Linked DNA regions of Homo sapiens: region 1 is linked to region 2. The links are chromatin loops, found by intact Hi-C in ENCODE. Cell type or tissue: IMR-90. All regions are shown on one strand. Each heading gives the region's core, and the rest is flanking DNA. Links, peaks and the distances in the headings are about the cores only.

Region 1 (16,430 bases), core at 4,957-12,956, 100 kb after region 2:
GTATTTCTGTGGGGTCAGTGGTAATATGCCCTTTGTCATTTCTGATTGTGTTTATTTGAATATTCTCTCTTTTCTTCTTTATTAGTCTAGCTAATGGTGTATCTATTTTATTAATGTTTTAAAAAAAATCAGGTACTGGATTTGTTAATCTTTTGAATGGTTTTCATGTCTTAGTCTCCATCAATTCCATTCTGATTTTGGTTATTTCTTGTCTTCTGTTAGCTTTGGGATTTGTTTGCTCTTGGTTCTCTAGTTCTTTTAGTTGTATTGTTAGGTTGTTAACTTGAGATCTTTCTGTCTTTCTGATGTGAGCATTTGTGCTACAAATATCCCTCTTAACACTGACTTAGCTGTGTCCCACAGATTCTGGTATGCTGTATCTTTGTTATCATTAGTTTCAGGTAACTTCTTGATTTCTGCCTTAATTTCCTTATTTACCCGAAAGTAATTCAGAAGCAGGTCATTCAATTTCCATGTAACTGTATGGTTTTCAGTGAATTTCTTAGTCTTGATTTCAAATTTGATTGCACTGTGGTCTGAGAGACTGTTTTTATAATTTCAGTTCTTTTGCATTGACTGAGGAGTGTTTTACTTCCAAGTATGTGATTGATTTTAGAGCATAGCCCATGTGGCTGTGCAAATAATATGTGTTCTGTTGTTTTTGGGTGGAAAGTCCTGTAGATGTCTATCAGGTCAATTTGATCCACTGTTGAGTTCAGGTCCTGAATATCTTTGTTAATTTTCTGTTTCAATAATCTGTCTAACATTGTCAGTGGTGTATTAAAATCTACCACTATTATTGTGTGGGAGATTAAGTCTCTTTGAAAGTCTCTAACAACTTCTTTTATAAATCTGGGTGCTCCTGTATTGGGTTCATATGCATTTAGAAGAGTTAGATCTTGTTGAATTGAATGCTTTGCCATTATGTAATGCCCTTCTTTGTCTTTTTTGATCTCTGTTGGTTTAAAGTCTGTTTTGTCAAAAACTAGAATTATAACCCCTGCTTTTTTCTGTTTTGCATTTGTTTGGTAGATTTTCCTCCAAGACTATGTGTGTGATTATATGTGAGATGGGTCTCTTGAAGACAGCAGACCCATGGGTCTTGGTTCTTTATCCAGTTTGCCACTCTGTGCCTTTTAATTAGGACATTTAGCCCATTTACATTCAAGGTTAGTATTGCTATGTGTGGATTTCATCCTGTCATCATGATGTTAGCTGGTTATTTTGCAGACTTGTTTATGTGGTTGCTTTATAGTGTCACTGGTCTGTGTGCTTCAGTGTGTTTTTGTAGTGGCTGGTAACAATTTTTCCTTTCCATATTTAGTGCTTTCTTCTGGAGCTCTTGTAAGGCAGATCTGTGGTAAAAAATCTGTTTCACTTATAAAGCTTAGCTTGGCCAGATATGAAATTCTTGGTTGGAATTTATTTTCTTTAAGAATGTCGCATATTAGCCCCCAATCTCTTCTGGCTTGTAGGGTTTATGCTGAGAGGTCCACGTTAGAATGTTAGGCTTCCTTTTGTAGGTGACCTGACCTTTCTTTCCAACTGCCTTTAAATTTTTTTCTTTCATTTCAGCTCAGGGGAAGTTGCAGTATGGGGAGGGTACATGTGGGCTGGTGCATGGCCAAAGGGACTGCCTTGCTAAGGCTGTCCACCATTTAGGCACTGTCTGCCAGCACAGAAGCTGTGCTGTGGATCCCAAAGGCACCTGAGACTGCTCCGTAAACAGGCATGGCCAGGCTGGGGTTCTGGGAGAGGTCAGCAGACCAAGGGGTGCTTAGGTTGGACCAGCCCTGTTTGACATGCAAGACCACTGGGCAGAGGGCAGGTCTGATGGTTCCCCTAGAGCTAAAGTCTTTTATGGGAGTAAGTTGAGCCTAGAAGAACAGCCGTCTCTGGTAAGGCTCTGCTACACACACTCCTGAACCAAACCCTCTGGGTTCCATATCATCTGGCTTGCTGCTCCACCACTTTGCTTGTCCCCTGGTGGCTCCACCTCAGAGAGATGTGGGTCAGCAATTGCTCAGTGCAGTCAGCCCAGGAAGAAGGGTCTGTGTTGTGGGCCCAAGACTGGGGTTCCCTGTATTGTGATGAGCAGTGGGGGATGTGTGCAACCTGTGGAAGATGGACTGGCCTCCTCTCCTTGGGATGACTACAGCTTGTTGAAGGTGTGGATAAGGCATTTAGAGTCTTCGTTCCTTCATTAGTCTGAGAGTAGCAAGGACAGTTCCACTGCAGAGACAGTGGCAGAGAGGCTTTCAGTTGCCCCTGGAGGCTCTGTCCAGGGAGTTGCTGAGTTGGCTTAATAGACCTGGCAGGGGGTGACTAGAGGCCCAGGCTTGGAGAACCTTCCTGGTGCGGAGATATGTGAATGGGCATCCACTTAACAGTTTGGCCACGTTTTTGTAGGGCTGCTGTGATATGCTGGGGGGGTCTACTCCAGTCTGTATTTGCCTCGAATTTTCCAGTACCTAGAGGTATCACCAGTGAAGGCTGTGACACGGCAAAGATGGCAGCCCACCCCTCCCTCTGTGAGCTCCATCCCAGGGAGATACAGACCTGTTGCTGGCCTGAATGCACCTGTAGGAGGTGGCTGGAGACCATGGTTGGGAGGTCTTACCCAGTGAGGAGAAATAAGGTTGGCGAAACACTTTAAAAAGCAGTCTGGCCATGTTTTTCTAGAGCAGCTTTGCTGTGCTGGGGGTCTGCATCAGCCCTCAGTTGCCTTGGACACTCCAAAGCCTGAAGGCTGGAATGGCTAAGTTGCCCAAACAGCAAAGATATTGGCCCACCCCTCCTGCTGGGAGCTCAGTCCCAGGGAAGTTTGAAACCTCTGTCAGCTGGAGAACACCAGCAAAGGTAGCTGGAGACCCTGGCTGGGAGGCTCCATCTGGTGATCAGGGATAGGTTTGGGGACCTGCTTAAAAAAGTAGTCTGGGTACGTTTTTACAGGGCAGCTGTGCTGTGCTGGGGTACCACTTCCACCACTGGTCAGGGCTCCTCAAAGCCTGAAGGTTGGTACAGCTAAGTGGCCCAAAGAGCAAAAATGCCAGCCTGCCCCTCCCTCTGGGAGCTCCATCCCAGGAAGCTTTCAAAACTCTGTCAGCTGGAGAATTCTGGTGAGGTTGGCTGGAGGGCCTGGTTGGGAGGTCCCACCCAGTGAGGAGGAATGGGATTAGGGATCTTCTTTAAAAAAAGAGTCTGGCCACATTTTTGCAGAGCAGCTGTGTTGGGGGATCCCTTCTGTCCCTGGTTGGCTTGGACTCTTTAAAGCCCAAAGGCTGGAATGACTAAGTGGCCCAAACGCAAAGATGGTGGCCTGCCCTTCCCCTTGGGAGCTGTCTCTGGGAGGTGAAATTTTGCTACTGGCTGCTGACTGGAGTTCCAAGCCAGTAGGCCTTATACTGTGAGGTGCTGTGGAAGTGGGGCCTACAGACTCTTGCTGCTTGGCCCCCTGGATTCAGCCCATTTCCTAGGGGTATGTACAGGGGTCTAACCTCCCACTTTGCCCGAGTTGCAGCTGCTTTTGCTGGGAAGCCTGGAAAGCCCTAGTATCTCAGGCTCCTGGGTCTGTGTGTGTGCCTGAGCAGCTGCTCTGCCGAAACTCCACATAGCTGTGTGTGTCAGACTGAAGGCCCTGGTGAAGTGGGCTCATGAGAGGATCTCCTGATCTGAGAGTTGCAAAGATCTGTAGGAGAAGCATGGATTCCCAGGGTCACACATTCACTCATCACTTCCCTGAGTGGAGGATGGTTTCCCTGGCTTCATGTGGCTCCTGGGCGAACTGTCATCCTGCCTTACTTTTCTCCATTCTCTGTGGGTTGAGTTGTTTCCTTGATTATTACCAATGTGAGTACCTGGATGTTTTGGTGGAAGGTGCTATATTTACTTGCCCCTTCTGTTCCTCTTCATGAGAGCCACACACACTAGCTGCATCTAGTTGGCCATCTTGGCCACTTCCCCAATTTTTGAAACTATAAATTAAAAGGGTAATGAGAAAATTAAATGAGATATTTTCTTATTTTTATTGCCACATTATTGTCTTTTTTTTTGCTACAGTCTAGCAAAAAATATACTTGTAACATATTTGTGTCAGATTACACTTTCCAAAGATAGTCATAGCCGTATCTCCCATCTCACATGATATTTTTACAATACATCTTTTATATTCCAATTGAAAGATAATATTTATATCCCATACTCATGAGACAAAGAAGGTATCTGGGCTGTTGGACTATCAAAGTTTGGCAAAAGTGGTGTTGGATGATTTCCAAGGCTAGGTCATAATAGGAGACTCAGCTTCTACCTTGATCACTGAAACATGCAGTCTGGAGTCCTGAGCTGCAATGTGACTAATACTACTGCCTTGAGGCCATCATGCTGTGAGGAGTGTAAACTGTCCTAATGTGAAGAGGTCACATGGAAAAGCTATGAGACTATATGAAGAGAGGGATGGTTGGTCATCTCTACTCTCCCCCGTCCACATCTTCACCTGCAATCTGTCACTTCATGAGAGACCCTGAGACACATCTGCCTAGCCAAGCTATTTATGCATTCCCAACAGATCAAAATCATGAGAAATAATAACACTATTTAGTTTTATAGTATTAAGTTCTTGGAGATTTGTTTTACAACACTAGTAACTGATAAGATTATTTGTCTAGCCTTTCTCAAGTTTATTTTTTAAAAAGTTTCTTTAATACATGGAAAGATTACTTTTATTGTCCTAAGAATGAGATATATAATTTCAAGAGCTGACATTATTTTCCTACTCATATTTATTGCTTGAAATTGTTTTCTTTGATCTGGGAGGGTTATAATTTTCACTTCTTTTTCTCTTCCTTACTTCTATCTCTTTTGGGAGAAATGAATTTGAATTTCATAAATGAAAGTGACAGCAAGAGGATGATGCATTACTTACTGATTCAGTACAGTTATTAGAATCAACAGCATCTTCCTTCAGCATAAGCTTATTGAAATTACCTTTATATTATGCATAATGTGTATTTAATGTATTTTAGAAATCTATCATTTGGAGATAATCGTGGTTTTCTGTTTATTCTCTACTTCTGTAAATCTCATTATTTTGATCTGCTTTTCATACGCACGCGGTTGATTCTTCACATATTTTGCAGCATAATTCTCTTCTTTAGTGTGTTCAATGGCTTGTATCATTTACACCAATATAGTTCTTCATATAGTTCTTATTTGCAATCTTGTATTTTGTGATAAAATTTCTTGAAACACCTGATTTCAGTGGTTATTGAGCTGAATTGATGATGGTGACAATGGTAATAATAATGTGAGTCTTTCCCTTTCTCATTCTCTTCTTCTTCTCTGATCTTTTTTAAGGATATCCATTTACTTATTTTCAAATTTTGTTCTGTGCTAAAGGGGTTATTTACAGTTAAAATACCTTTATGCTCTTTTGATATTGTGAAATCCAGTCTTTATTGTAAGTTAGCCTTAGGAAATGTGCATCATCAAGGAACAAATGAAAAGCAGTTTTTCTAGTTTCCTTCTCAGATATCCCTTGAGTCCTTATAAAAGTGGTTTCAAGACAGGTTTGTGAAATGGTTGAATTTGCCTTCAGTGTTCCTAGAGTTCATGCACTTTCTCATTGTCCTATTCCAGATATCTGCTCTTCTCTCCAACCTTCCCAGGTCTCAGGAGTCACATGTGCCCTTTCCTAAGACCATAGAAAAGCTTATTCTCAAATTGTTGTTCACACAGAAGTATGAATTACTATTAATGACATACATTTAGCCATTTCAGAAACTCATTCTTTTCTTTTTATTTGTATAAATTTAAGTGGTACACCTGCAATTTTGTTATGTGGATATATTGAGGAGTGGTGAAGTCTTGGCCCTTACTGTATCCATTGCCAGAATAATGTTTTTTGTACCCATTAAGTAATTTCTTGTCAGCACCTTTTCTGAGTCTCCAGTGTTTATTATTCCACACTCTACATCCATGTGTACACATTATTTAGCTTCCAGTTATAGGTGAGAACGTATGGTATTTGATTTTCTGTTTCTGAGTTGTTTCACTTAAGATAATGAATGGCCTTCAGTTCCATTCATGATGCTGCACAAGATATGATTTCATACATTTTTATAGCTAAATAGTATTTCATTGTGTATATATACCACATTTTCTTTAATCCAATCATCTGTTGATGGACACTGAGGTTGGCACTAGATTTGCTATTGTAAATAGTGTCGTGATAAACGTATGAGTACAGGTGTGTTTTTGATGTAATGATTTCCTTTCCTTTGAGTAAGATACCCAGTAGTGGGACTGCTGGATCAAGTGGTAGATCTATTTTTAGCTATTTGAGAAATCCCCCTACTGTTTTCCATAGAGGTTGTACTAATTTATATTCCCATTTACAGTATATAAGTATTCCTTTTTCTCCACATCTTCCTTTTTCTCCACATCTTTGCCAACATCTGTTATTTCTTCACTTTTTAATAATTGCCATTGTGACTGGTGTGACATGATATCTCATTGCAGTTTCAGTTTATATTCCTCTGATGCTTAGTGATGTTGAACATTTTTTATATGTTTGTTAGCCATTAATAATAAATTCTCTTTAATGGTAATAAAGCTAAAGAAATGAATACCCCATTGCATATTTGCCAGTAGCTGAGGAAAGTTTTCGAAAGTGACCTCAGTTTTTTTTAATTGCCCTGAAACAATGCTTATAGGTGATCCCTGGATCAAAGAATTAGTTCATTTCAAACTCATGTTTATTAATTTCCTGACACTTATGTATAAGATCATTTTTGCTCAGATGTGGGTCTAAATCGGTTTGTTCATATCTGGATAAAAGGGAGAAGGTATTTGATATCTTCAAACTGTTGTTTTTCAATCTATGAGATTTTCTTAAATACAGAAAATACTCTTAATGAAAGCCATGGTGTAAAATACAGTTTAAATATTCAGTGGTTTTCTTATGTCTTCTCTATGAAAGCAGGAAATTAGAGTTAGTAAGTAGGATGAAAAGAATGCGTTTCTTACACTGCACATAAATTAGATCATTTTATTTGTAGCCACCTCATCCCTGGGAATCCCATGCAGAAGGCAAGTCTTAAACAATACACCATTTCCAGAGGGTTGGAGAGAATGTAATTTACACCGTGAAATCCATTCTCTCTTCTTAAGAATTTTATTCCTTGAGTATTGTTTCATCTAGGTGCTGAATATATGTGAATTTTAAGATTTATGATCTGGTTCAATGTTGCTGGAATCATAATGGCTGTGATTCTACTTTGCTGACCACTTGAAAGCCAGACATAAGTTGATGGAGATAGAAATTCGGTCATCTTTATACCTATGTTAGAATTATCAATTCTTCCACAATACTACCGAGGTTAACAGTATGTTTTTTACATTTGATTTCAACACACACGTAAAAACAGCAACTGATAATTAGGTGTTTTTGTTGTTGTTGTTTTGTTTTGTTTTTTGATACAAAGTCTCGCTCTGTCAACTAGGCTGGAGGGCAGTGGCACGATCTCGGCTCACTGCAGCCCTGCTTCCTGGGTTCAAGTGATTCTCCTGCCTCAGCCTCCCAGGTGGCTGGGATTACAGGTGTGTGCCATCATGCCTGGCTAATTTTTGTATTTTTTAGTAGAGACGGGGTTTCCCTATGTTGGCCAGGCTGGTCTCAAACTCCTGACCTTGGGTGATCTGCCCGCCTTGGCCTCCCACAGTGCTGGGATTACAGGCATGAGCCAATGCGCCCAACCATACTGATCATTAGGTGTTTATTGGTAGAATACATCTCCTTGTTTATTACATGAAGCATGTGGGCACTCCAACAAGTCGCAGCATTTGGTATAATATATAAACAATAAGTAATTGTTAAATAAATAAATGCCTGGGATTGAATCTTCTTTCTACCATTCTTAGTTGTATGATGTTTCTCTTCGTTTCCTCATCTGTACAAACGGTGCTGATAGTAACAGTTTCTACCCATTAGAATGGATTAAACATGATAATACAGGTAAAGCACTTAAGAAGGTGCCAATGCATGTTAATAGTAAGCCCTGCCTTTAGTCACCCACCTCTCACCAACATGTCCAAAGATAGCTCCTACACTCTTGGCCACACCACCAGACTCTAACTAGAGCCGTGATTGACCTTCTTAACCTTGATTGACTTTGTATAGGAAAACTTAGGGGGCTTTCAAAAAATACTGACATCTAGGTTCCCACTCCTAGTGAGTTTGATTTAATTGGGTTAGGGTTTGACCTGAGCATAGAGATTTATAAAGGCTCCGCAGGTAATCCTAAAGTGCAGCTAAAGCTGAAGAAAAACTGGACTGGATGTGATCAACAGGGCTTGTCTACCTCTAAATCTTATAGCTTTTCCTCAGAGTATCTAGAAATCAGCAATAATATATCAAAATCACTCCTCTTAGATTTACAACTCTTTTTACGCTAGATGAAATCCAGATAGGTTATATCTTTATAATGTTAACATATTTTTAGTTCTGGATTAATGCCTCTTTGGCCCAGGGTGTGTGAGTTGTTAAATTCGTTCCTATCATTTTAGTGTTATCTTTGTGAGGAATGAACATACTGATTAATATTACATTTTACAAAGTGGCATATTTTCAAAGCTTCTTTGTAGAGACTACTGCTTTGACTTAATATCAAGGAATAGAATGGCTAACGTTCTCTGAATAGGCATTTGTTTTGCTGTAAGAATTCCTTAAGCATGATGTCGGCGACTGACAAGATGAAAAATGGTTCTGTGATTCATTTCCAGCCTCAGGCTTATAGAACCACTTAAATATTTTGAGATGTCCTCCTACATCCTGAAATTGTACTAAATCAGAACTGAAAGGATCTCAACAGTCTGAGATTGATCCAAGGGTTAAAATATCATACTCTATTTCTTTTCCATAATACAGTAATGCTATGAAAATAAAGTTTACAAAGAAAGATTAAATATGATTAACAGGCAAATTTGAGCTTGAAACTTACTATCATATTCTGTTATAATTTGTCTGAACAAGTTAAAAAAATGTTACATGCCCCTCACATACTCCTAATCATCAGATGCTCCTAATGAAACAACATATAAATGGATTCTTGAAAGCATTCACAATTCCAGACCATTTTGAGCCAGTCATTAAAATCTTTTGTTCTCTTAATGCCTTGTAAAGTTATTCTCAAGCAATGTTCCAGCTGACTATGACTCATAGTCAGGGGACCAGGCCAATGGAACTTAGCATGAAGTGCTTTATGTGGTATAAAGAGGCTTCTACTGTATTTCAATGTATGGACTTTGAAAGTAACACACAGTAAAGCCAGATGGTAAACACATGTTGACCCCATTCAGAAAACACAGTCCTAAGATTCAACATAAGCTCTGCATCAAGAAAGAATGCAAGGTTGTTAAAGAATAACAGACTCTCACTGAAATAGATAAACAATAGTATAAGGGCCTATAAAAATAATTCAACTGAAATACTTCCTTGTTGGTTTTAGCAAAAAGAGAGTATCCTTGATATTTTCAGATGACTGACTATATTCATGTATCAGATTTCATTTTTAGACACAGCATCTTGACTGTAATAGTTATTATAGATTTATTCATTCCACGTATATATAGAGAGTGTCTACCGTGTGTCAGGTATTGTGATAGGAGTTGAGACTTAGTGAACAAGATTAGCATCAAACTTATTAGGAGCACTGGAGAAGCACCCAGAGGAAATGATTATATAAGATTATTATTTATATAGTTATCATGCTCATATGAAGTCCACCAAAATCTAGAATAATACGACACATATAGAACTTAATATGTGTGAGATTCTGTTCTAAATGTTTACACATAATAACTCATTTAATCTTGCAACAATCTGTGAAGTGGTTTCTACTACTATCCCACTGTAATGTGTAAGGAAAATGAAACAAAGAGGGGTTAAGTAACTTGCCTAGGATGACCCTGCTAGTAATGTCAGAGCTGGAGTTCCCTGCTTTCCAGGTAGCCTGGTGTCTGTTTTACATTTTGAGCTACATCATGAGCTAGTGATACAATTACTTGACACTAATTATACTTTACAATAAAGCATATTAATTCGAGTAATTTTAATACAGTAATCCTTTGATGTTTATTACTTGAAGGAACAGTACAGGTTAAGACAGAATAGCAAGAAAACTTGAATGATAATAAAGAGATACAAGGGAGAAAGTGTTACTTTATGTATTATGCCCTAACATTTAAAATATTTTTAGTAACCTTAATTTCATTTTTTAAATATAAAAATAATTAACACTCATAGTAGGAAATATAGAAAAGTGAAAAACCACCATACACTATCTCATTTTCAAGATGAGAATATTTTATTACTATTCTTTTTCTATATGTAAGATTCATAGAATTATAATATAGTGATTAAAATAAAATTGTATGCTACTTATTGCATACATTAGTATAATATAAACATATCTCACAGTAAAATAGTTATTTCTAAACCTTATTTTCAAAAGTAGCTCCCCATCCCATCTTTTTAGGAAAAGAGGATTATCTTTCACATTATTCCTTGATACCAAAGTTATCCAGAGTCTGATATTTATCTAAGCCAGCCTGGTGGTTTGGGAGTTCTTTAACATGTGCAGAATGATGGTCTGGAAAAACCTAAGTTATTGTTCAACAGCTGAATAAACTATCAATATCAAGAGAGCAGTGCAAATCTCTCTAAATAATTCTTTTAAAGAGGAAGCCATCTCAATGGAAATGGGTGAATATTTGTCCTTTGTAATATTATGATGCGAATTTCCAATTACTGAACCCAATGTCAGCTCCTGAACAAGTGAGATAAATGCCTTAGCTCATAGGTACTTTTGACTCCCAAGACATGTCACTCTAAAACCTCATGTTCATTTATTTCACCAACATTTAATACCACAGCACATGATTTATTTGGTATGATTCCAGTGCATTGGCAGGGAAAATAAATAATAGTTCTCTGCATATAATTATCTAGGAGACTAGGTCTTTGACAGGGGAATTACCCATTTAAAGATGGATGGCAAATGCTGCTAGTCATTGGAGAATGTCTGAAAGCCTTTTCTTGTTCCGAAATGAGTCTTTAAAGAAGGCATCTGTAGAACAAATGATTATAGAGGTCACATAGTTCAAATGACAAATTCTGCTAACAAAGCAAGGCTCCTGTGTATTACTGGGCACTTTTGCTTCTTAGGTCATGGAAAGAGAAAAATAAAGAGATAGCTAGGGAAGGAAAAGCAATTGTTCCAAAAACCACCACTATCACCAGCACCACCACCAATGATAACAATAAAATCACCAAAACAATTGCAACAAAAAGTAGATAAAGTTGAAGAGAGAGAGCAAAAGAGCAAAAAGGGAAGTGAAATGCAGAAAAAAGTACATATGGTAAGAATTATGGAGAAATTCTGCCAGTGGTACTAACTGAATAAACTGTCGAATTGATCTAATATATGGTTCAGAGGGCTGACAGCTGAATTTCAGGTATCTTCATTAGCAACTGTGCACCTTTAAAATGCGGCATATCTTTATTTTCCTGTCTTGAAATAAAACAATAGAATATCAAGAAACTCTATTTACCTATAAGGCCCTAATTAGAATGAAATGATGGGTATTAGATAATGTTCTAGACATGATTTCAAATATAAAGACCCATTATTTTTATTTATTTTATGATGAACATATTTTTGTGATATTCTCTGATCTAATTTCCATCCTTTATATCTCTGTATGATTGGTATATTTATCATAAATTTAAAAAACAGAGCTGTTTACCAATATCAAGTGAAAAGTCTCATAATAGTGAACAATTACTAACTGATTACAATACTAACCCAAGAGGTCAATGTGAACTTTCTCATATAATTCTCATAAATTTATTTGAGTTATGTGGCATTGTTATACTTTTTTTACAGCTGGGGAAACTGAGTAACGAAGCAGTTAAGTAACTTGCTCAATAGAGGAGCCATGACTTATAACCCAGGCAGTCTGATTCTGGAAGCTGTGCTCTTAACCACGACACGAAGTAAAATAAAAGTGAAAGAAAAAAAAAGCCAGGAATAAATGAGGTTTCTTCAGGCATACTTTATGATTTTTACTTAATATTTTCAACATTGATTTAACTAATATTTACCAAGCACCTTTTAGATTCGTCGTACCATGCTGCACTGTATTATTGTGATTGATGAATGATATGTGTGGTGCCTGCCACATGGAATATATAATCGAGAGAGATAATGAAATATAAATAATTTGTCAATTTTTCATTTATTGCAAACACAGATCTGGGTGTTCTGGGGCCATTTTAATTTTTACAATATAATTATTACTAAAGGTTAAATAGCTTAGAATATATATGTATACATATACATATGTTAGTACATATACACAATATATGTACATATACAATATATACATATATTGTGTATATGTTAGTACATATACACAATATATGTACATATACAATATATACATATATTGTGTATATGTTAGTACATATACACAATATATGTACATATACAATATATACATATACGCAATATATGTACATATACAATATATACATATATTGGGTTTGTGAGTCTTCCATTCTAATGTTAACTTTCCTAAAAATGTTGACTGTGTTATTAGGCAAGTTGTAACTACTTTTTACATCAAGCATCCCATTCACCAAATGATGCTAATGCCTACTACAAATGCAGGAAAAAATGATGACATAATTTTTGGGTAGAGTTCTCAGCTCTGTGGTAGGGCAAGAAAAACAAAAACCTTCATTGTCCACCTTGAATAATTACTATACAGTGGAGACTAATCCTTGATCTCAAGTTAATAACGGGAAGCTATCTGAAGGTGCTTGCTTTGAAAGATTACAGGCTTAAGCAGATATAGGGGGATCATAAATAGCAGACATATTGTGAAATAAAATTTTACTCCAGGAGTACTAAGAATGTTTTTATAAGGATGTTGAAATAATGGGTTGAAACCATGGAGACTGAGTTAGGCATTGGATGAGCTGTTTCCACATTGTGCCAGAGGTGAAAAGATGAAGGTGAAGAGGGAAGCTATTGAGCTGTGAGAAGGTTATAAGTAAACTAAAAAGTGGACTGAAGGATAGAGTAACTGTTTCTGGAAGGAGTTGCCTAAGCCAAAAACCTTTTCCTGGCATACCCGTAGAACATCTTGTTTTTATGCTGAAAAGAGAGTCCACATTAATGTAGTTTAGTTGTGTTTGCATCCTTGTGATTTTCTGAAGCTCATAATAAGTGTGCTAGGAATAGCTTAATTGTTGTAGTTTACATCATAAAGTAATTACCACCATCATGGTGGTCAGTAGAGATCTTCTAAGGATAAAATATGTGCTAGTGTTTTTTTCACTTTGCATCATTTTTTCTTTCTTTTGGCTATGATTTCTTGGGAATAATACAGAGACAACAAATGATGTCTTAAATTCATAGTTCTTACTCTTCTGCCAACTTTTTTTTCATATAACTATCCCCTGGTTGGAATAGGATTTTCTACCTTTGCAATATGTGTATTAAAAACCGAATTTGTGGCCGGGTGCAGTGGCTCATGCCTGTAATCCCAGCACTTTGGGAGGCTGAGGCAGGCAGATCACTTGAAGTCAGGAATTCGAGACCAGCCTGGTCAACATGGTGAAACCCCGTCTGTAATAAAAATACAAAAATTGGCCGGGCATGGTGTCATGTGCCTGTAATCCCAACTACTTGGGAAGCTGAGGCAGGAGAATAACTTGTAACTGGGAGGTGGAGGTTGCAGTGAGCTGAGATGGTGCCACTACACTCCAGCCTGGGTGACAAGAGTGAGACTCTGTCTCAAACACAAACAAACAGACAAACAAATAAATGGAATTTGTAATTGTCCAAAACATACAAACAAACAAATAAATGGAATTTGTAATTGTCCACAACAAAAATTGATGGTAGAGAATATAACCAGTTGTTATCTACTTGTAAATAGATGGTTACTTTTTTGTTCGTTCATAACATAGAAATAATGATATTATTAAAAATATCTCTTTTTTTTACTGGATATGGGCAAAGTAGTAGTCATGTATATCAGTGTGTGAGTCATGGGCAGATAGCATCAGCATTACCCACAAACCAGCCTTTTTCCAGCCCTACTGAATTAGAAACTGTTGGTAGAGTTCAGGAATAGATGGTTTAACTAGTTTCTCAGGTGGTCTTTATGAAAACGAAAGTTTGAAAAGTCCTAGTTCATGTCACTTTCATTCACATTCTCTTGGCCAGAACCCAATCATCTGACCCTAATTTCATGCAAGGCTGTGAGAGAAGCCAGTTTCCAGAGCAACTCTACCCTTCGGTACACAGAAATACCCAACTCGACCTAGTGTTTGGCAAACAACTAGCTATCTCTAGCTAGCATTAATCTTTCAGAAGAAAAGTTATGTCACAAGAAAATAAGTTTTAGAAGGTACTGGAAATGTTGTTTAATCAATAGTCAACCCAATTTTATTTATTTGTATTGCTTTATATTTAAAATATAGTGCTAATTCTCTTTTATATTTGTGGCACTTTGAAAAAAATTCAACTAAAAGCCTTGATAGAAAAAAAAGTTTCAATGAAAAGGATGTGTTCTGAGCAGAGCCAAATTTCTATTTATTTCTGCCAATTGCTAACCAAGTGGCATTGGGAAAGTTGAACCTGTTTTAAGAAATTCAAAGTAAAATAAAAGCTTTAACATTGAGGATACTTGAGGTTTGACAGTTTTATGTTTTCTAAGTTAATATTTTGGGATTATAATTAAATCCAATGATTAAATGAATATGTATTTGATTATTTTATGCTTTGCAAAGGTAGTTACTGGGGATTAAAACTTAGTCTAGTGATAGGAGAACTAGATATGTAAATAAATAAAAACAGTACATATGTGATTTTATTGTCTTTTATAAGTTTCATATGTTTCAGCTTTAAAAGCAAATCTATTAAAATAGTTAATTCACAATTTAGGACTATTTCTAGTGGTATTATGAGACAGACCATGCAGAGTTTTATTTTTTTATTTTTTTATTTTTGAGACAGTCTTGCTCTGTCACCCAGGCTGGAGTGCAGTGGCATAATCTTGGCTCACTGCAACCTCCTCATCCTGGGTTCAAGCAATTCTTCTGCCTCAGCCTCCCAAGTAACTTGGGATTACAGGCATATGCCACCACACCTGGCTAATTTTCGTTTTTTTTTTAGTAGTGATGGAGTTTCACCGTGTTGGCCAGGCTCGTCTCGAACTCCTGACCTCGAGTGATGTGCCTGCTTTGGCCTCCCAAAGTGCTGTGATTACAGGCATGAGCCATTGCACCTGGTCCCATATAGCATTTATTAATTATATGTTTTAAGTTTTTCCTCATTACTGTATAAACAATAACTATTACTGTATTCTCAGTTCCTGGAACTGTATATACTTAGTAGAATAGCATGCACTATATATTTGTTAAATTAATGAAACAAAATATTAAACCCCATGGTTTAGTTATGACTCAGAGTATCTTCCTTACCATTCCCTAGTACATTGTGGCCAACAATTTTCATGCCTTATGTATCTATCAAGCAATGTGATCTATGATAATCACCAGTGCAACTAAAGAAAAATAAAAAGAGCTTAGTGTTGTTATCTCTGAAAAATGAGTCAAGTGGTCACTCTGGTCTATGTGGATTTTTAAAGCTTTGTGCTGGTAATAAAGAAGTCCAATTTGTAAAGGAGAAAAAAACACATAGCAAAAGGAGAAGACTTCTGTTTGAGCTTGTGAATAGGCAAGAGAAATAAAATAGATTTAAATAGGAAAATTATATAGCTCTTCAATTAAAACAATAAAAGATGTTAGAGTGTCTTTTAAAAGAAATAAATGCTTAGGATAAATTCAGGTTTTTAATTGTTGTTTTTATTGTCACTTATCATTAACTTCCTTGTCAACCCAACCCCAGTGGCACTTTCTAGAGATCTTTGGTTTATTTCTTAGGAGTGGGCTGTCTTCTTTCTCTGTTTCAAAGCAACTGCTGTCTATTTCCTCTCCTAGGCTCTAAAAATGAATCACAAAATGTGTCATTTGTTCAAAGCAAAGATAGCCTCTTCTATATTCAGCAGGACCAAATCAGGTAATATACATGAACAGGCCTCATATAACTTGTTTTTGCTGTTGTTTTTAGAATCTGGAGAACAACTACCCAACTGCAGAGTAGGGGTGTTGCTCCTGCTCTGTGCGTGTTTGTGTTTTAAGAGACTGAGTGAAATCACCCATTTTAAAGGACAGATCAGAGACATTTAAACAAAATTGAATTTGGAGTTTGGATGAAAAATTTACTCCATTTTCTTACAAAAACCAAACTAAATCAAACCATGTTTTCATTTTGTTCACCATCCATTGAGAACATTAT
Region 2 (16,430 bases), core at 3,086-11,085:
ACATTCTGCCACAGTTAAATTAGTTGAAGGGCTATAGAATTGACAATTCATGGATTATTAACACTTCATAAAGCAAAAATGCTACTTAATACTAGAGCCCCTAAAGTTGAGGCCCTAAACTATATAGTAATGTCTTCAGGGAACTCAGAGCATCTTATAAACATTCTTTCATTCCGCACTTCCTCACACACATTAAGCAAGTCCGGCGCCGTGGCCTTTGTTCTTTCTGCAGCATCAGAACTGCTGGAGCACCTGATCCTTGGCTTTCGGGCACCCTCTGTGCCATCTCCATTGTGCTCCATTGAAATTTGGAAGAGGTGCTTAGAAGGCCTGAAATTTCTGGCAAAGTGTACTCTTTAAGCAAGTATATATGTTCTTACTATAGTTTTTGAGGTATAACTGAGTTTATTAGAAATGTACTCTTAAAACAATATTTTTACTGTGCTTTTATCAGCATTTTAGTGAAAGTTGAGAAATGTCAAATTGGGGATTTAGCAAAATATTACTTATGTTTTTGATCTAGAAATTTTGCTAAGTCCTTCAGATAATGTATATGCTGGACTCCTGGCTTTCTAAACGAAGAAAAGCAAGCACAATGCATTCTTTTAAGGTAATTCAGCAAAGACCCCTCTAAATTGGTCTTAGGTTTTCCAGAGAGACTTTCATTGTGGAACTAAAACTTTTCTCTGAAACTTGAGTTTTGCTGAATTTATTTGAAAACATCTTAACACTCTAGCTAAATAAAATGATCCTAAATCCTCAGAGCTCCAGGAGTATAATATGACTCAGAGACAATTCTTTCTTTAATTTGATGTTTTTGAATGAATCTTATCTCATTTTAGTACACACATTTTTTATTATTTCACATAAATTCAGTTGTGTAACTTCTATTCAGGCAGAATACTTTATTGAAGTTGTCATTATCAATTTGTCTCTCATATTTTCTTGCATAAAATCCCACCTTGACACATCTGAGGATACTGTTCTACTTGACAGATTAAAGGGGTTTCCACAGGTGAAATGAGCCTAAGACTAAGAAAAGTATTTCTGCCAATCTAATAGAATCCTTTCCAATTCCATGCCTTTGTTTGAGTGTACGGAATGACCTTAAGTAAGAAGTCTGTCATGTTCTGAATGGTGTAGAATATTCAGTTCACTGGAAACACTTTCTTCTAGTATATTATTATTAAGAGAAGTGTCATCTTGGCAGTAACAAAAATGTTTTGGTTCTCAAAGATACCATTTGTTAGTGTGATTTATGACAGATTAATGAAAGGCAGGACAGTTGGGTAAGGAGTACTATTCCCAAGCAATTACTAAGATTGAAATATCATTTTATCTTTTCAGGTTTCCAGCTTCTGCAGTTTCTGTTTTGAAGAGCCAGCACTTACGGCAGAAACTTCTTCAGTCTCTGTTTCTTGATAAAGTGTATTGGGAAAGTCAAGGAGGTAGACAAGGAATTGAAAAGCTTATCGATGTAATAGAACACAGAGCCAAAATTCTTATCACCTATATCAATGCACACGGGGTCAAAGTATTACCTATGAATGAATGACAAAAGAATCTTCTGGCTAGGGTGTTAGATATATTTATGCATTTTTGGTTTTGTTTTTAAATCAAGCACATCAACCTCAAGCCCGTTTAGCAATGAGGCAGTGTAGATGAATACGTAAAATAAATGACTTTAACCAAGTAGCTATAATGGGACTTAGCACTGTATGCATACTTAAAAAGGTTTTGAAAAACAAACTACTTGAGAAATATTTGTTTATATTTTTCTCTAACATCATGCTATGTGTCAGTCTGAACATCTGACAACAGAAATTTCAGTTATTATTCTAGCTAAGTTTTGAAAACATTTGTCATGCTGTTTAATAGAAAACTGCAAACCAGAGACACTGACTCCATTAATAAACCATATTTTGTGCCGTTTTGACTGTTCTGACCAAATACTAATGGGAACAATTCTTGACGTTTTTCTGTTGCTGATTGTTAACATAGAGCAGTCTCTACACTACCCTGAGGCAACTCTACATTGGAACACTGAGGCTTACAGCCTGCAAGAGCATCAGAGCTGACCATACATTTAAACAGAAATGCTGGTTTATTTGCAAAATCACCAGTATATTTTCTATTGTGTCTATAAAAAATCAGTCATTTAAGTACAAGAATCATATTTTCCATTCCTTTTTAGAAATTTATTTTGTTGTCCCTATGGAAATCATTCACATCTGACAATTTATATGTTAAAGAGTTTTACTCTCTCTATTTTGGTCCAATTTGTATCTAGTGGCTGAGAAATTAAATAATTCTAAAGTATGAAGTTACCTATCTGAAAATGTACTTACAGAGTATCATTTTAAAATGGATGTCTCTTTAAAAATTTTGTTACTTTTACCAACAATGTAATATAATTTATGTATATTTTATTAATAATAGTGAATTCCTTAAAATTTGTTCTATGTACTTATATTTAATTTGATTTAATGGTTACTGCCCAGATATTGAGAATTGGTTCAAATATTGAGTGTGTTTCAATATATTATCTGGCTTATTTCAACATGAGTAATATGAGCAAAATAAGTTAAAACCTGCGTCTGATCAATTTTCCTCATGACTAGAACTAAAACAGTAAATTTGGACAATATTAAGCCTCAAATAATCATCTCCAAACTCCTTCTAACACTTTTTAAATCAGATTGGAAGACATGGACAAATCAGGTTCATGTGTTGCATCTTTATGTCCTTTGCCAATATCCAAGATCATCACATATGGTAGATATTCACATGGAGTTTCAAATTCAGAATAGATTACCATTACCTTCCTGCCCTTACACATCCTACTCCTTATTTAAAAGTTCTATTTGTGACTTTTCATTTCCTGAAAGTTTAAAAATACAATTTGAGAATGTTTATAATACATTCTCTCCTGTCTTTTCACGGTTACGTCTGTTATTGCTGAAATACACCACATTTTCTTTGTTCTGGTCAAGGTTAACTCAATATCTGTGTGAAAGAGAACTACTAACAACGTTACAATAGAGGCTAGATTTGAAAAAAAAAATCTATAGATCTAATTGATACAATTGTAGAACAAAATGTCAAAATAATGTTTTAAGTATAAGAGAAGATGGACCAAGGAGAGAGAGATCATTTGAAAATCTAATTGTAGCTTTTCTAGGCTCACATTCATGTACTACTTTTAGCACCCTTATGGGCTGTGCTCGCCCCCTGGACAGTTGAGCTTTGGATTATCTTCCTCTTCAATTTTCCCTCTATTGACCCGAGTGTCTCCCTCTGCTTCTACAGATTTATAGTACTCCTTGGCTCTTTTGAGTCTCCACTTTTACTCACTGTCTCTGGGATTTTTAAGATCCTTTTCTTCTCTTATAAATCATCCTCTTAATGAAAATTAGCCTAACAAAAGTTTGGAGACTGGAATCCTACTTTGAGCCACTGACTTGAAATAACTCTTTTGGCAAGTTGCCTGACATCCTGTCTTACCAAGGTGGCATATTTGCATTTTTACTGCTTAAAACATTTTTTTTTTTTTACCATCTTTATCCAAATTTATCATATTGATGGTAGGACTAACAGGCTTTTTAGAAGCTGGCTTTAACTTTGAGTCTCAAGCTACAATGCTGTTGGGCAGCCTGGTCTTCCCACGTGAGGGTTTAACTTTGTTTATTTGCCTCCAGTTATTCCAAAATGCTTATTAAATGAAAGTCCCAGGAACATGTTTATTTTAGTCACCTTTGCTTTTTAACAATTTTGTTTTGTAATCAATGAGTAATTCATGATGAATTATTTTTGACTAATGGATAGCCGAAGGCCAGGCTTTTAATTCTAATAGGTAATGTTCTTCTTTTGTCTTATTGAAACAATGAGAATACTCTGTGCATTTCAAATGCACTCCGATTATGCTGTGGTTTTATTCACATAAGCACAATATGTGTTTTATTTATAACTTCATAACAAACTTATAATATAATAATTTACCTTAGCAGACATGCAAAAGCTTATTCTTGTGTGACTTACTTTCTTTAAGCTAATAATATAAAAATAAATATGTATCTTAAAAATCTATAATAAAACATTAGAAATTAAAGATATGTGCTTTTTATTTTGCAGATGAGTTCATTTGCTTTTGTAGATGTGTTTTCAGAGCTAGGTACAGAGGAATGTTTGCTACCTTTAGCGGTGAAAAAAGAAAGAGAGTCAAGAATTTTGTTGGATTGTGTTTGTGTGTGCATATATTTGATATCATCATTATATTTGTAATCTTTGGACTTGTAATCATAGCCTGTTTATTCTACTGTGCCATTAAATATACTTTACCTTATACATAACGAATAAAATACCTAGAAGTAGATTTATTTACACACTGTCTTATGAAATTCTTATGTTTATGTCAGCACAGAACAAGCACACATTTAGAGCATTCATCTGAAAATTATATGGAAATTGAACATGGGTCAAATAAAGATGATAAAGACCTTTTTTAAAAAATTAAGTATCATAAACAATAATCAAGAACTTTCATGCATGAAAGATAACTAGAATTGACTTGTCAGATAAAGATGATAAAAATTGACACTTGGGACTACTAGAGGGGGACAAGTGTTGAAAAACTAACTCTTGGGTATTATGCTCAGCACCTAGGTGATAGGATCATTCATATCCCAAACCTCAGCATCACGCAGTATGCCCAGGCAAGAACCCAGCACATTTACCCCCTGAATCTAAAATAAATGTTGAAAAGGAAGAAAAAAAGAAAGAATTGACTTGTCAGAAAAATTATATGAAACGTGGAAATAGCCAGAAGAGAGTTTTGTGTGTTTTTTCAGTGCAATGCTGGGATTAATTTTCTATTACATAGGCTACTTAACAATGCAGGAGGGGAGAGACTTGTAGACTTTTGTTCCATAGAGATACAAATAATTTCCTTCTGGTGGAAGAGATAACCTTAATAATTGGGCATTAACCAGTTTTAAATCTAGTCCAACAATCTTATCCTAATATTGCCTATAAACATTTAGCTTTTGAAATACTCTTTTAAATGGTTTTTACCATCTCACCGGTTCCATCATTAATTGATTATTTGAATAAAATCTTTATATTCATTTAACATTTTCATACGAATCAGTTTTTTATCTTTTGAAAATTTTGCTTTAATAAACATTTGACCACAGAGCCATATAATTTTATTTCCTTGAGAGTCATGATTTTACATTTTGGAAAATTTTACTTTAATAAACTTTCAAAATACAACTTATACAATTTTTTTTTTTTTTGAGACGAAGTCTTGCTCTGTCACCCAGGCTGGAGTGCATGGCAAGATCTCAGCTCATTGCAGCCTCTGCCTTCTGGGTTCAAGGGATTTTCCTGCCTCAGCCTCCTGAGTAGCTGGGATTATAGGCGCCTGCCACCATACCCTGCTAGTTTTTGTATTTTTAGCAGAGATGGGGTTTCACCATGTTGGCCAGGCTGGTCTGGTACTCCTGACCTCAGGTGATCTGCCTGCCTTGGCCTCCCAAAGTGCTGGAATTACAGGCATGAGCCACAGCACTTGGCTAACACAATTTTATAATAAAATGGGACCATGAAGTCAGCATCTTGTCCAACAACTTCATCCTCCCGATGGAGAAACTGAGGCTTAGTGAGGCAAAGTGACTTGCCCCAGTCTATACAAACTGTTGACCTAGAATCTTCAATGTTGAAATTGACTTAGAAAGTTGGAAAGCCAAGATATTCTCAGAGATTTATTATCTACCAAGATAAAATAAGAAATCTCAACTTTATAAACCTTGAAGGTTTTACAGGCATATTCATATGTAGTAATAATTTTAGGGCACTGTTTTATGAACATTTGGAGAGCAGAATAAACAAGAAAGCTACTTATATTATGAAACTTTTGATGATTACATTGCACAGTTGATCGAGAATTTACTATGTGTTATGCTCTGTTAAACAATGCAGATACATGAATTAATAAGTAAATTTTTAACATGTTAACCATCAATCAAGACCTGTAATTGGGCTTTAAGTTATATCTTCAGTAGCAAAAACGTAGGAAAACAATTCTTTTGAGAAGTGTCCAGAAATGAACTCTTATTAGACTAGAGAGGGGATTTGGTACTCACAGTAAGAGTTTGCCTATCTATAGTTTATTGTCAATGATTGCTGCTTGAAATGATAGTTCAGAGTCACATTGTGGCTAAATGATCTAATCACCTCAATATGTTCTGCAGACATCATCATGTTCCAGTGTCGTGTTACAATAATAGATTAACACTGTTTTGCAACCTAATGAATATACTGATTTATCAGAAATGCATTAATTTATGTTCTGTGTTGTACCAGTGGTATTTAGCCTTTTATGAGATCTGGATCTCTTTGAGAAGCTGATTAAAAGTTCAGCTGTCCATACAGTTCTGTATATAGTTTCATGGGGCTCTCAGATCTGCAGATACCCATTTATGGAGCTCTTCCCTCCCAGGTCTGTGGTCTCCCAGCTTAAGAAAGCTTGCTTTCCAGTGTATTTAAGAAGATGGGAAATTATATTATTTGCATTCAGAAGATCTTCACCTAATATATTTTAAAAGCCTTGTTTTTATGCAAAGGTGAAAACTTAGGTTTTGGTAAAGAATATTTAATGAGATACTTTATTCAACCAATGAAAGTTGAGAGACAGTTTACTTTACCAATTCTTAAACATTTTCAGCCCATACCATCAATTCCAAATTCACTACCATTTACTTAATCAACTACAGAAACAAACCTTCGAGTTTATTTTCACTTCAACCTTTAATTTATTAAAAATTACCAGTTACCTGTTTTATTTGCTGTGAAATACAAAAGATCTCAGATAGTCCCTTTTAAAATTGTGTTTTGCACAGAAACAAAAAACCAAACACTGCATGTTCTCACTCATAAGTGGGAGTTGAACAATGAGAACACATGGACACAGGGAGGGGAACATCACACACCGGGGTCTGTTGGGGGGTGGTCTGTTGGGGGGTGGTCTGGAGCTAGGGGAGGGATAGCATTAGGAGAAATACCTAATGTAGATGACGGGTTGATGGGTGCAGCAAACCACCATGGCACGTGTATACCTATGTAACAAACCTGCACGTTCTGCACATGTATCCCAGAACTTAAAGTATAATAAAAAAATTGTGTTTTGGAGTATGGGAGAAATATAGTCAATGTTGAATGATTTACTGCCAGTGGTTTTCTGGGCATCACCATAATGCTCCTGCTTTTTATTAAACAATTTCCTAAACAAATGAATGAATTTTTCCTAAAGGAATTATTTCCTTGACATTTATGCAAAGAACTGTAACCATTTCTTACTGTTATTTTGGCCTGTTAGAGGAGTTTGAAGTGTCTATGCTCCTGTCATCTTTTGCCCCACTTCCAATTTACACACAGCTGTCTTATGTCAAAATATGACATCTTCACCGATTTTTAAGCTCTGTAGTCCTCCGGGATAGGGCTTTGCTGTAAGAAAGGTCTGACTAAGAAGGGTTGCTGGCAGACTGTTTTGCAACCTAAAAATGCACATGGTAAGCCAATGAAGTCACAGGATTCCTTTCTTAAAACGGCATTGCATGTGGTTAAATTTGTTCAACATTTTTTTTCATCTTAGAAAGGTACCATTTTATCCTCATGACTCCAAAGTGTATTTAGTTTGTTGATAAAAATATGCACAGTCATGTGTATATTAAGAAATCTGTGTCTTCTTTTAAGAAAGTTATCTGTATTTTGTAAGAGTACTTGTCAAGATTTCTAAAGCTTTTGAGACAAAGAGCTAACAAATAAAAAAAAAACTCTTGTCAGTGGCTTTAATCATTGCTGCAGAATAGCCAGCTGTGCTATATTTCGAAAGGCAAACTGGACTGCAGAGAGTGGGACAAGTCACTGAATAAGACTGAAACAGCTGCGATTCTGCAAGAAGTGCCGACAGTTTCTTTAGCTTCAGGACACCAGACGCTATTTGGTTTATAAAGTACCCTATGTTATTGGCTCTGCTTCTGTTTAGAAGAACAAGATATTTTGTTCTGTACACTCATTTCAGGCTCTCAAGAGTATTAAAAAACCCCATCATTCTCAGCAAACTAACACAAGAACAGAAAACCAAACACCACATGTTCTCACTCATAAGTGGGAGTTGAACAATGAGAACACATGGACACAGGGAGGGGAACATCACACACCAGGGCCTGTGGAGGGGTTGGGGCTAGGGGAGGGATAGCATTAGGAGAAATACCTAATGTAGATGACGGGTTGATGGGTGCAGCAAACCCATGGCACGTGTATAACAAACCTGCACGTTCTGCACATGTATCCCACAACTTAAAGTATAATAAAAAGGAAAGAAAAGAAAAAAGAAACAACTATGATCCAGATATTCCCTCTAACTTTCTGAGAATACATTATTATTAAACTTGCAAGATTCAGTTCTTTTGAAAGAGAATGAGCAAATAATCTGTAGCTCCTCCTAGGAGGGAGTCAATTTTCTTCTCTTTTAATCAGGTAACAAATGACAGTTATGACTTTCCCAGGAGTTTTGGTGGCTATTATGGCAATGCTATTTGCTGTTCTTATTGAGTATTGCTGTTAGTATTCCTTTGTTGCTTGTGATACCAAAAGTTTTATCTCAGACAGAAAGAATATGTTATGTTTAGAGAGGAGGGATGTGGCAGCATCCAGAGAAGCAAATTCCTAATTAAGGACAAATTTCTAATTAAAACCTGACTTTAGCCTGGGTTTTCTTTTTATTTATTTTATTATACTTTAAGTTTTAGGGTACATGTGCACAACGTGCAGGTTAGTTACATATGTATACATGCGCCATGTTGTTGTGCTGCACCCAGTAACTCGTCATTTAGCATTAGGTATATCTCCAAATGCCATCCCTCCCCACTCCCCCTGCCCCACAACAGGCCCCAGTGTGTGATGTTCCCCTTCCTGTGTCCATGTGTTCTCATTGTTCAATTCCCACCTATGAGTGAGAACATGTGGTGTTTGGTTTTTTGACCTTGCGATAGTTTGCTGAGAATGATGGTTTCCAGCTTCATCCATGTCCCTACAAAGGACGTGAACTCATCATTTTTTATGGCTGCATAGTATTCCATGGTATATATTGCCACATTTTCTTAATCCAGTCTATCATTGTTGGACATTTGACTTGGTTCCAAGTCTTTGCTATTGTGAATAGTGCTGCAATAAACATACGTGTGCATGTGTCTTTATAGCAGCATGATTTATAATCCTTTCAGTATATACCCAGTAATGGGATGGCTGGGTCAAATGGTATTTCTACTTCTAGATCCCTGAGGAATCGCCATACTGACTTCCACAAGGGTTGAACTAGTTTACAGTACCACCAACAGTGTAAAAATGTTCCTATTTCTCCACATCCTCTCCAGCACCTGTTGTTTCCTGACTTTTTAATGATCGCCATTCTAACTGCTGTGAGATGGTATCTCATTGTGGTTTTGATTTGCGTTTCTCTGATGGCCAGTGATGATGAGCATTTTTTCATGTGTCTTTTGGCTGCATAAATTGATAGACCGCTAGCAAGACTAATAAAGAAGAAAAGAGAGAAGAATCAAATAGATGCAATAAAAATGATAAAGGGGATATCACCACCGATCCCACAGAAATACAAACTACCATCAGAGAATACTATAAACACCTCTACGCAAATAAACTAGAAAATCTAGAAGAAATGGATAAATTCCTCGACACATACACCCCCCCAAGACTAAACCAGGAAGAAGTTGAATCTCTGAATAGACCAATAACAGGCTCTGAAATTGAGGCAATAATTAATAGCTTACCAACCAAAAAAAGTCCAGGACCAGATGGATTCACAGCCGAATTCTACCAGAGGTACAAAGAGGAGCTGGTACCATTCCTTCTGATACTATTTCAATCAATAGAAAAAGAGGGAATCCTCCCTAACTCATTTTATGAGGTCAGCATCATCCTGATACCAAAGCCTGGCAGAGACACACACACACATAAAAGAGAATTTTAGACCAATATCCCTGATGAACATCGATGCAAAAATCCTCAATAAAATACTGGCAAACCAAATCCAGCAGCACATCAAAAAACTTATCCACCATGATCAAGTGGGCTTAATCCCTGGGATGCAAGCCTGGTTCAACATATGCAAATCAATCAACGTAATCCAGCATATAAACAGAATCAATGACAAAAACCACATGATTATCTCCATAGATGCAGAAAAGGCCTTTGACAAAATTCAACAACCCTTCATGCTAAAAACTCTCAATAAATTAGGTATTGATGGGACGTATCTCAAAATAATAAGAGCTATCTGTGACAAACCCACAGCCAATATCATACTGAATGGGCAAAAACTGGAAGCATTCCCTTTGAAAACTGGTACAAGACAGGGATGCCCTCTCTCACCACTCCTATTCAACATAGTGTTGGAAGTTCTGGCTAGCCTGGGTTTTCTAAATCCCAGAACTGGGGACCTTTTGAGTCAGATAATTCTTTGTCACGGGTAGCTGACCTGTGGATTGCAAGATGTTCAGTAGCATCCCTGGACTCTACCCATTAGATGCCAGTAGCAGCCCCTATAGGTGTGACAGCAAAGAATTCTCTAGACATTGCACAATGTCTCTGGGAGGCACAATCATTTCCCAGTTGAGAACCACTGCTTTAGCCCATTGATAGTCCTTTATAAAGGGTAACACTTTCACCATTTTTTGGTTTTCTCACATTTCATTTATGAAGATTTTCTCTGTCAAATTCCTTGTATTGTAATTTATGGCCACATTGTATGACATTGGTAATAGCCCTAGGAGGTCTGATGGTTTGGAACAAAGGATGCTTGAGCAAAGCCACATGAGAGTCAGAAGGAAGAAGCATCTTGAGCTCTGAAATAAAATGTAGAGGTGAAGAATAAATCTGGGAGCATATAATAAATTAAGTATCAGGGTGAAAATTTTAAAATGGGTTGTTGTTGCAGATAAGAGTGCTTGCAAATCTGTGTTTTCCATCCTGTGTCCCAGGACTCAGTATCTGTATTCTTTAAGAAGATAACCTGGACTGTAAAGAAGCTGATTCCCCTCAGGAACCTTGTGGGAGCCTCCTCTGAAAGAGGAACAAAGAAATGGAAAGTAGGTTTTTCCCTACCAGCAATAGAGGAGAAAGAATAGCAAAATGCACTAGAGTGGAATTGTTTTAGCCATGATATAGTCAGCCACCATGGAGCAGTGCAGTCACAGTGTCAGTCAGGGTAGGTTAAGTAAAGCTATGGTAACAAAATGCCATTAAATCTCAGTGGCTTAAAACACAAAGGGAGATTTCTCATAGCACATGTCCATCACAGATTGGCAGGAGAGTTTTACTCTTTGTAGAATTTTATTCTATTTTATTAAAATGGTAGCCTTTTTTCTTTTTATTGATGCATAATACTTTTCCATATTGATGTACATGTGATATTTTGATACATACATACAATGTAATGTATTTGTAATGAATAAATCAGGGTTATTAAGATATCCATGACCTCAAACATTTCTTCTTCACCTAAACAATTTATTTCAGAGCCCAAGATATTTCTTCCTCCTGAGCTTCACGTGGCTTTCTCAAAGCTCCCTTTTCCCAGAAACCCGGGCTGATGGAACAGCCTGAATGCTTCCATCTCTGTGCCTGAGCGGGACAAAGTTCTGAAGGGCCTTTCACTTCCACACACAACTCACTGGACAAAAGTAGCCGGAAAAGGAAAGACACTAGAAATATCTGGTGAATAATGTTAACTGCAGTGTATGGTGAAAGCTACACGTGGCACCTCTCATTATATCTGAGACAGCACAACTTAAACTTATTATTGTTTTTCCAATAACCTTTTACTTTTGGGAACCTTCCACCCCAGTCCACCCTAATCTCACGTCTGCCCTGGATTCCAGGCCATAGTGAATAGGTCCTGTGATGTACATATGACTTAAGCTGGGCAAATCACAATCTTCTTTTTCAGCTCTGTTTCATGTCATAATTCATTGGTTCAAAATTGAACACCTGACCTAAGTGGGCCAATCTGAATACTTCCCTCAGAATTTTATTTTATTATAATGGTGAAATTTTTTCTTTTTAAAAATTGATACATAATAATTGTGCATATTTATGAGGTATGTATGATATTTTGATATATACACACAATGTGTAATGATCAAATCAGAGTTATTAAGATATGCATGGCTGGAAACATTTATCATTCCTTTGTGTTGGAAACATTTTAAATCTTCTCTCTAGCTATTTTGAAATATGTAATAAATTAAAAGTGTATTGATAAATATAGTCACCTTACCCTGCTATCAAACATTAGAACTTACACCTTCTATCTAACTGTATGTTTGTACTCATTAGCCAACCTCTCTTCATCCCTCCCATTCCCCACCCCCGCCATATACTTCCCAGTGCTCTGGTAATCATTATTCTACTCTCTACCTCCATGAAATAACTTTTAAGTCCTGCATATGGTGAGAACATGTGATATTGTCTTTCTGTGCCTGGCTTATTTCACTTAACATTATAACCTATAAGTCCCTTAGAATATTAGAACTGAAAATGAGGAAAAGAAACCAGGACCAAAGACTAAAGTAATAATGTATAATCTTCCAGTGATTTTAGCCATGATTTCTTCTATGTGAGCTGGAGAAACTTAATTGTAGGTAGAGAAAGAGAGAAGAAATATGGAAACAGATACCCAAGGAAGATCTGATGTGAAAGGAATCTTGTGGCTTTTGATTTCTTTGTTAGTTGCTTTAAAGTTTCCTCCTAGTTCTTGGTTTCTGTGAAATGACTGAGTATCCTTTTATAATTCACCTTTTAGCTAATGCTTAATCTAAATGGATCATTCTTCTGATACTTACAATGAACAGAAAATCTATAATTTATTTCTAAAGAAATTTCTTTGTTTATTCATCAATTTTAGAAAGTATATCATTATTCTTCCTATGACAGATTAAAAAGTTTGTGCTCTTAGATTTTTCCCCTACTTCCTCCATTCACAAATTAACTTTTAAAAAATTTACCATCATTCTTACATTGTTACTATCCTTAATATTTACCTTCTGTTTCCTACTCTGTCACAGGTGCATTAGTTCTATATTTGAATGGATTTCATGCCCACCATCAATTACAACTTCTTCCTTCCTGATGTTTTTATTTTATTTCATTCATTTCATTTTTGACTGGCTTCATTATCAAGCAATTTTTACATACCTACTCATAAGTTCCATCTTCACTGAGCTTTGTTCATTTGTGAATCTCACTCTGTTATGTTTATGTATGTAAACAATGATCTGGCTGATATAAAATCTGGAGTTCTTATTTTTTCCCTTGAAAGTCTGTAGACATATTCTAGCACTGTCATCTGACATTGAACATTGTGATAAGATTTCTGAGGCAACTCTGTTTTTTTTCCCTCTAACTTTTAGGTGATTTGCTTTCCAATTTTAAGGCTCATTGAATTCTTTCTTGATTTTTTTTCTTTTTTTTTTGGATTTATTTTTCCTTCATATATTCTTTGAGGAATACGTTCTCAGGACTCATCTTAAAGTTGGTCATTCTGTATTGTATTTTCCTGAAACAAAATATGCTATCGACATATTTACATTTTACTTTATTTTAGGAAGATTTTACAATATATATTTGAACATATTTTTGGTTTTGTTTGTTCTATTTTCAGGTTAAGAAAAACTTATGATGTGTGTATGGAATCTGCTTTCAAATCAATTTTATTTTCCTTCTTTGCTTCCTTTTCTTTATTTTTTCTTTATTATATGTACTATTTCCTCAAGTGTTTTCTTTATATACCTCATTCTATTTCAGCAATATCTATTCTACTTCTTACTGCTTCTAATTAGTTTTAATTCTTCCAATTACTTTATTATCTTCAAGTCTCTTTTCTGCTTTTCCAGCTCAGTTTTCATCTTTCAGTGATTTGTTTGCTATAAATTTTTCATATTTGTTTTGATCTAGGTTTTCAGAGAAATTAAAGTTTTTGGAATTGAATTTAAATTAATTGACATTGAATACTGCATTACCATATCAGCATCAAGATACAGATTTCCATCACTGTAGAATGTCTGTTGACCAATGCTGCTCTAGAGCACAGGTATTGCTCTGTACTTTTGTGTGGGATATACTATGCATTTTCTGTGCTCAGCAGCAGTTACTGTTTTGTTCTTGTCTTCTGACTTCCCTCCCTACCTACCAGGCAGCATATCTAGGTTAGGGCTTTGTTCTCAGAATAATAAGACAGAGTATCTCTAGGTACTAGGTTAGGGCTTTGTTCTCGCAATAATAAGACAGCATCTCTAGATACTAGGTTAGGGCTTTGTTCTCAGAACAATGAGACAGAGTATCTTTAGAGACACTAAGTCAGCCCTCCTCCTGTGCTTTTCCATGCTGCAGAACTAGACCCCCACAAATATGCACCCCCTTCCTCCCATCTCCAGTCTTTGAAAGACCAAATAAAAGATCCTTCTTAGGTATCTTAGAACCCAATTAAAAACAAAAAAGCTACACATTGCTTATTACCTGGGAAATATGCATAGTTGTTTTGGTTCTCCTCCAATTGGCGTAAATGCTACTATATATAGCTGCTATTTCTCCTAGGCTCTATTTTTGGTAGTAGTCATTTTACCAGTTTTATGCTAAATGCAGCATTCTTTCCCATAGTTTCATCCTCTTTATTTATTTCAGTGATTTGCAACAAATAATGTTTTGCTCTTTTTCCTATTTTGTTTTATTGAGAGGTTATTATAAATTCTTTAAAAAGGCAGCCATGTGATGAAGATATTTGTTAGAGTAGATTGGTGTGTATGTTGTGGAAAGGAATAAGGAAGACATGGGAAGTAATTTAGAAAGTTCTAGGAGTTACATAGGCATGAAATAATCAAGGAATGAAGTAGGATGGGACTAATTCTGAAGTGTTTTTGTACATAATTGTGGACCATTACATATTTTAAGATTCAAAGGTAATTTACTAACCATTCTAAGAAAAATATCGTTGCTAAGGGAAACAGCTTTAAAAACGTTCTAGAAACACTATGCAAAACAGGCGCTTCAGGCTTTAGATATACTTTTCTTAGCTTTAGTCACACCAATAGTCTTCTCTAAAGAGCTGATCTAAACCAGAGAGAAGATCACCTGAGGATACATCATTGAGAAAAATTTAGACACACACACACACACACACACACACACACACACACACAAAACAGCCAATCCATATAAAGAGTTAGATTGTTTTCTTTTTCTCTTTTCATAATGAACAGACTGATTTATTTTCACAGTTGCCTATACACCAAGCTACTAGGATGACCAGGATAAGAGGCTCAACTCAGGCTGAGTTACCCCAAACCGTGAGATTCCATTTACACTTTGGGATTTTCGTGGCTCAAGTAGTGCTCAGCTGGCGATGATTAAAGAATTCACTTGCTAATTTGATTTCTCTAGGGCTTTATTTACTCCTTCATGTAACAAATATTTACTGAGTGCCAACTATATGCCAGGCATTGCTTTAGGTCGTGGGATAGCTCAGGGAACAAGAATTGAATGCATTTGTCTCTAGTAACTTCCTTTCTTCAAGCCTTTAATCATTAAACTGTAACAGTTAATGTCTGTGTGTATAACAGAATCAGGAACATTAGCCAGATACTATTCATACATAAGAGAAATTTATTTTATATAGAATTCCCTTAGTCTTCCCCTTCTGTTCTTCAAATGTTCCTACTAAAAAAAAAAAACATTAGTTTTCAGACATCTTTGAAAAGATAATCAGAATCTTTTGTATAATATAAAATACCCTTCGTAATAGCTCTAGTCAATGTATTTTTTTTTTTTTTTTTGGTCAGTAATTGTGTATTTTGTGCAATTTTACATTCTGGTCTTCTTCCATTTTATCCTTGGTAGAAAAAAACCTACCCTATAAATCATGACAAAGACTACAGAAAGAAATAGCTTGGATTTTTGCCAATCTTGGTAGTGTACTTTTAAATCAAGGAAATGTTCTAAAACCAATATTTAAATAGCACATTGGGCAAATTGTTCTGTCCTGAATAAAATGGATGACATTTTTTGAAGAGGAGGAGAAATGGGAAACAGAGAGGAAGTTCAAGAAGCCATTCTCTGTGAGCTGGCTTTCCTTTGTTGCAAAATAGTCCCCTTCAAGGGCCTTCAACATCCTCAATCTCTTTTTTCCATTACTGGCAATCCTCTTTTCTTCTTTTTGCACTTTGTTTCTGAGTGTATTGCAAAATTGCTACCTCAATTTATTTTTTTCTAGGAGCCTTTTCAAGGCACTTTCTGACTAGTTATTCTGACTAGTAATAACTAGTTTCTGACTGGTTATTCTGACTAGTAATAACTAGTTT

Evidence for each region. A loop is a pair of places that touch in the nucleus more often than their neighbours do. Peaks named below come from ENCODE experiments on the same cell type or tissue, not always from the same donor. Only the 100,000 strongest peaks of a DNase experiment are listed, where the experiment ranks them.
Region 1: it touches region 2 in a loop (6-fold over the local background); 2 of 110 quality-filtered maps call a loop at or near these places.

Annotation. Positions count from the first base shown.
Region 1 is chr4:158,013,247-158,029,676 of GRCh38, reverse strand. All of the region lies in intron 1 of LOC105377509 (a long non-coding RNA gene), which reads left to right. Among named protein-coding and RNA genes, the nearest start is that of GASK1B-AS1, 150 kb to the left of the region's middle. RefSeq lists a silencer at 13,804-13,960. In IMR-90, for the core only: no CTCF peak of the experiment used is centred there; DNase peaks (open chromatin) are centred at 8,736 and 9,236; H3K27ac peaks cover 2,227 bases.
Region 2 is chr4:158,112,532-158,128,961 of GRCh38, reverse strand. GASK1B (golgi associated kinase 1B) reads left to right here. Exons shown (of 5, transcript NM_001128424.2): 5 at 1,348-4,488. The coding sequence ends at 1,555. Among named protein-coding and RNA genes, the nearest start is that of GASK1B-AS1, 50 kb to the left of the region's middle. In IMR-90, for the core only: no CTCF peak of the experiment used is centred there; a DNase peak (open chromatin) is centred at 7,561; H3K27ac peaks cover 2,675 bases.